Regions from separate parts of the Mus musculus genome. Here region 1 is linked to region 2. Evidence: chromatin loops called from intact Hi-C (ENCODE). Cell type or tissue: left cerebral cortex. All regions are shown on one strand. Links, peaks and the distances in the headings refer to the core of each region. The heading gives the core; the rest is flanking DNA.

Region 1 (2,912 bases), core at 252-2,751, 63 kb before region 2:
CTAAGTCTATAGATACTGACAGTGTGTGTATTGGAGACACATGGCACTCCAGAGCTGGGTTGGGGACGATTCAAGGAGTTGGAATCCTACCACATAAGGTAGCACAAGGGGAATCCAAGGTGGAGGACTAGAATAAGCCTTTCATTGAGAAACCAAAAATCCAATTGCTAAGGGGCTGGAGAGATGGCTCAGTGGTTCAGAGCACTGACTGCTCTTCAGAGGTCCTGAGTTCAATTCCCAGCAACCACATGGTGGCTCACAACCATCTGTAATAGGATCCGGTGTCCTCCTCTGATGTGTCTGAAGATAAATACAGTGTACTCACACACGTTAAATGAATGAATGAATGAATGAATGAATGAATGAATGAATAAATAAACAAATGTATTCTGGCTTCAAAAAAGAGGCCATCTAAAACAAATCCCCTCAAATTTGGAGTTGAAGAGGTTGTTCAGTGGTTACTTATTAAGTATTCAATTCACAACTACCTGTAACAGCAGCTCCAGGGAATCTGACACCTCTGGCCTCTGAAGGCATCTGTGTACACACAGACACACACACACACACACAGACACACACAGACACACACACACACACACACACACACACACACACACACACACACACACACACAAGATTTCAAAGAATTTGACCTAAATTTATGAAGGGGCTGTATTCTATAAAGTGAATAGACAGAATTGTGTAGCTTTAGACCACTATTTGGCAGTCTTCCAGAGGAAGAAACCTTTGTGCAGAGCTAAGAAGATGGGCAGAGGTCCTCCATGATGGAGTACATTGTCATCAGAGGCATGTACTTAGAGGCTGTCTGAGGCCACGAGGGCTGTGTTAAGAGGCTCCTAAGTTGGACTGTATGCATGCCTTTTGAATAATGCTTTTGGTCCCAAGAAGTGCAATTTGTGAGTTCTTACATCCATGAGAAAAGGTGAGTGATTTTTTGGAGCACTGGCCTATATGTGGTCTTCTCATTGCTAGGGTCCTAGCAAGCCCAAGGATCATATCAGCTGGGAGGGTCCGGGCCTACCCTATGTAAAGCATAGTAAGAGTGCATGTCGTCCAGGGTCCAAGCAAAAAAAAAAAAATGCCGAAGGTACCATGCTTTACTCCAGGCCAGAAAGGAGCTGGTTAGGTAAACAACTGCGTCAGCTCTTCTTTCTCACTTGTGAACAAAGAAACCATGGTGGCTTACACCTATGATCTCAATACTCAAGAGGCTGAAGCAGGAGGATTGGTGTAAGTTTGAGACCAACCTGGACTACAAGAGAGTAAGACCCTGTCAAGAAGAAAAAGAAGAGGAGGAAGGGGAGGAGAAGGAGGAAGTGGAAGAGGAAGAGAAGGATAAGGAAAAGAAGGAAGAAGGAGAAGAAGGATAAGGAAAAGGAGGAGGGAGAGGAAGAGGAGCAGAAGGGAGAAGGAGGGAGGAGGAGGAGGAAAGAAAGGAAGGAAGAAGGAAAGGAAAGAAAAAAAGAATCAGAGTTGGCCTGGGACAGGGCACTGCCAAATAACTTAGCTGCCAAGCTGAGATAGGAACTTTCCAGATCCATCTAGTCAGGAGATTTTGTTACAACTGATGGGTCACATGTGATTTCATGTGATTGTATCTGATCCAGGCCCTGGAGAGCAAGAATGGAAGCTCAGAGATGGGTCTGTGGCCTGGGAATGGGCTGGAGGGAGGAGATTTCTCTGCAAAGGTTTGGGAGTTTCTGTCCTGTCCCTAAGACTTGCAGACACCAGGTGGCGCTCCTACCACAAGCCCAGTGCCATCTAAGAGTGCTAAACTGTCTCACCCAGTCATACTTGAGCTGACCGCCTTAACGGAAGGTGAAAAAGTCTAGCTCTTCTCTGCCTGTCCTCACTAAATATTCCTCTCTGGATTTTCACATTTTGATCTCATTGAGTTTTTAACAATTTAGGGTAGAGATCAAATGAAAATGTATGTTTGCGACAGATACAGGTATAGGCTGGCACTGGGCAGTGCAGACCAGAGGGGCTAAGTAATGTGTGTTTTTCAAGTCTTTCAATCAGAGTTGGTAGCTGGTAGACTCTGATCCGGCTTAGGGAGAGAAAGCAGGAGCTTGAGAACAAGCTGGTGAGGGTTTGGAGATGTGTGGTGTGGTGAGATGTGGTACTGGGATCTGTAGAGCCTAAAGAGCTCTGCACTCACTCCTACCCAGGCACACCTAGGCATGTGGCCAGCAACAATGGTAACTAAAGCTACTGTGCCATGCTTGTGAGACGGACAGGCATGGTGTGCAGAGTGGTCCAGATGTGGCCTAAAAACTGTTTTGTTTCTTAAAACTTTATTTATTTATTTATTTATGTATTTATTTATGTATGTATTTATTTATTATTCTGTGTATATGGGTGTTTTACCTGTTCACATGTCTCTGCACCATATGTATACACTGCCATCAGCCCCTGGAACTGGAGTTATAGCCAGTTGAATGCTAGCATGTGAGTACTGGGAATAGAATGTGGGTCCTCTGGAAGAGCAACCAGTGCTCTTAACCATTAAGCTATCTCTCTAGCTCCTAACACCTGGCATCATGCATCCGTGTTAACTTTTTTGGATCATTTGGTGATGCTTTTATTTGATGATGATCTCTTTAAACCGGAGAGTTTGAGCAAAGACTTAACTTTCAACTTCACTTGAAAAGCCAGACGGTCTATCTGCTGCCTTTTCTGTGGCCTCCATGGTCCTGAGCTGAGTAGCAGCTGTCCTGTAAACAGCATTCCACCCATGACCTGCTTGGTCTGTGTGCCTCTGACAATTAGGGGACATGAAGATGAGTAAATCGTTCCTGTTGTTAGAGGCAGGCCTGGGTGGAGACTTAATGGCAGGGATGGAATCCTACATGAGGAGGCGACACAAACGACTAGAGCTATTAATAACC
Region 2 (2,912 bases), core at 309-2,808:
ACCAGTTGTGGATGCACAGGGCAGCAAACATGCTATTATTATTGCACAGTGGACTCATCTTGCCTGGCTGGTCAGGACTGTCCCACTTAGGGGCCATAGCTAAGTAACATTAGTGATGACAATTCTCCCTCAGCAGCCTGGGTAACTCCTTCTGGCACAGGGAAGGCTAGTCAGCAGGAAGGAAGCTTCCAGTCCAGTTCTGGCTTAATTTCTATATCCCCTCAGGTAAAGGGGCAAGGCCTTCAGGGGTATGATCATCCACAGCACAGATTTTCCTCTGGTGCCTGGCTCAGAACCTGTACATGCCAGGCGCTCAGTGAGTAACTATGGATTAGTAATGAACTCACTACAGCCAGATGAGAAAGAAAGGACCATCACAAAAGATGAGGGACCGTCTACTGGCTGCCCGGCCTGCAAAACTGTCCCTGAAGAAAAGCTGCTTTAAGGGAGAGATGAGGGAGCCGGGCGTGGTGGCGCACGCCTTTAATCCCAGCACTAGGGAGGCAGAGGCAGGTGGATTTCTGAGTTCGAGGCCAGCCTGGTCTACAAATGAGTTCCAGGACAGCCAGGGCTATACAGAGAAACCCTGTCTCGAAAAACAACAACAACAACAAAAGGGGGGCGGGGAGATGAGGGTAGAGGAAGGTATGGCTAAATTGGAAGAAGGCTGGACATCTCCTTTGTTCCTCTGGCGGGAAGCCAGCAAGAGCTAGGGGAGGAGCCGCCCAGTACTTGACTTTATCACACCGCCGCCCCCACACTAGGGAACCGGAGTTCTGTTTTGGGAGAGGTAAGGTACAGAAGCATGCACACTTTGCCTGAAGGAGCATGGAGCTTGACTCTTCTAGTACACCCGGGGCCATGTGCTCGTGTGCCTGAGGACAACATGGCTAATGGCCACCCTAGATGCCAGCGAAGGAACCCATCACACCTGCACCAGGTTTCTACAGCTTCCTCACACAGTCCTTTCAAATCCCACACCTCTCAGCCTATTCAGGCCCCAGCCCCTCATCCTCAGCTAACCCTCCCTCGTCAGTACCCCAGCAACCCCTACATCCAATGAGGGAGCAGCTGAGCCCCGAGCTCCGCCCCCTTCCACCTGTCTCTGTGGTCTGTATAGAGCACCGCTCAGCAGCAATTGCTCTGCAAAGCCGAATACTAACCTAGCCCGCCTCGGGCAGTGCTGAAGGCGACAGCCCCCGGAGAGCTTGTGCAAATATATACTTTGAAGTCTGGCGGGTACCCCCCAACTTCCGGTTACAGGATCGCCCTTTCTGGAGGTGACACTTCTTCATGCGTGCTCTCTCTATGCGCAGGAGCTGAGAGCCACTGACCCCAGCACTCCTGAACCCTCTCTCATGGCCTCAGACATCTGGTAAGTGGGGGGTTTGCGACTGCTAGGGTCAGCATTGAGTCCATTTAGCTTTTTAAAAAGTGCGCTCGGGGACAGAGATTTTTGTCCCATGCCCTTTTCTGGTCCTTGAAAAGATCTCGGAAGAAGCCTTAGTCCTTAGTTCCCTTAGTCCTCTGCCTCCCGAACCGACCGACCTCTTTTAGACCTCAGCTTCAGAGCTTCGGGGCCCAATGTTATGGTGGACATTGGCTCCACCTAGTGGTAAGAAATTAAATTTCAGCAGATCGTGGTAAGGTGAATGAGGCAGGTAATGGCTACCTGGATACTTAGAAGACAGGAGTCTTTTTTTTTTTTTTTTTTTTTCCTGACTCAGTCCTTGCTACAGGCATGGCTGAAGGTTGACTCAGCTCCATTCTTCCATCTGTATCTTAAGAGTAGCTGGCTGCTTGCCTCTGTGTCCAGTATCTGCCTTTCAAAGCCCCCTTCAGAGCGCTGTCCTTAAACCACTCAGAAGCCTCTCCCGTCAGCTCACACCAATGCCACCCACTTGGAAAGTAGAACCTGAAGTCCCAGAAAAGGTGCCAGCAACTTCCCCCTGTTCACCATGGAAACCAGGACATGTGGCTCTCTCCTATCCACTCTTCTCAGGAGGATAGAAATGGCCTTGCCAGTCCTGAGAGTCACTTCTTTTTGGTTCTGTGCCCTTGGTAGATTAAGTCACTGGTTGCAGTAAAGAGGGACCCTGTCAGGGGAGGGAGAGATGGCCTATTAGTGAAGAGTGCTTGTTGGTCTTCCAGGGGACGAGTGTTGACTCCAGCACCCACATGGGTGACTCACAGTTGTTTGTAATTAAGTTTAAGGGGATCCAATGGCCTCTTCTGGTGTCCTTGGCCACCCCTTCATTTATGGCAAGCACACACACAACACATTTTTTAAAAAGTATTACTCTGTCATAGGAAGTGACATGATATTGCTTCTGGGTCTCTGTTTTGACTTGCCAAATCCTCTGCCACCACAGTTCTAGGTGTGTGTGTGTGTGTGTGTGTGTGTGTGTAGGGGTGTGGTGTGTGTGGGGGGCACTCACAGGGCTCTGAGTCTGCTCACTGTGGAGCTCACTACTGGGCATTCTCAGTGAGCATGATAGTTGGGGGAAAATGTTTGGACCTAAAATGAGAACCCTGCCCTGTGAAAAGCAATAAATTCTTCATAAAACATCAAATGGTAACATTTTATTAACCTCGTTACTTTCTAAGTTTAGTATCCATAAAAGCTTCATTGCATTTGGAAGAATGTGTGGGCTGGGTTTCTCTCTCTTTGAGAAGTCTCAATTACAAAACTGCTCCTTCTAGCTGTGTGGTTTCAAAAGAAAAAATATAGCTATTCTTTAAAAAACAACAACAACCAACTGTGGAGCAAATTTTCGTCTTTTATCTCACACCTTGATGGGGAGGGAAGTGGTCTAGAGCCCCAGTGCCCAGGCTTACAGGGGTGCTGGGCACCAGTGTCTGGGGTGGAAAGGGGAGGGAGAGCTGTTGTGAGGGACACAGGGTGGTGCTGG

The links. Hi-C counts contacts between places; a loop is a spot of excess contacts. Peaks named below come from ENCODE experiments on the same cell type or tissue, not always from the same donor. Only the 100,000 strongest peaks of a DNase experiment are listed, where the experiment ranks them.
Region 1: it touches region 2 in a loop (7-fold over the local background); 39 of 42 quality-filtered maps call a loop at or near these places.

What each region holds. Positions count from the first base shown.
Region 1 is chr9:57,934,119-57,937,030 of GRCm38, forward strand. No RefSeq gene overlaps it. Among named protein-coding and RNA genes, the nearest start is that of Sema7a, 4.5 kb to the right of the region's middle. In left cerebral cortex, for the core only: a CTCF peak has its summit at 1,755 (motif pointing right); a DNase peak (open chromatin) is centred at 1,763.
Region 2 is chr9:57,996,944-57,999,855 of GRCm38, forward strand. It overlaps a transcript of Cyp11a1 not described here. Among named protein-coding and RNA genes, the nearest start is that of Cyp11a1, 17 kb to the right of the region's middle. In left cerebral cortex, for the core only: a CTCF peak has its summit at 1,617 (motif pointing left); DNase peaks (open chromatin) are centred at 1,109, 1,600, 1,928, 2,442 and 1 more place; H3K4me3 peaks cover 1,475 bases; H3K27ac peaks cover 1,190 bases.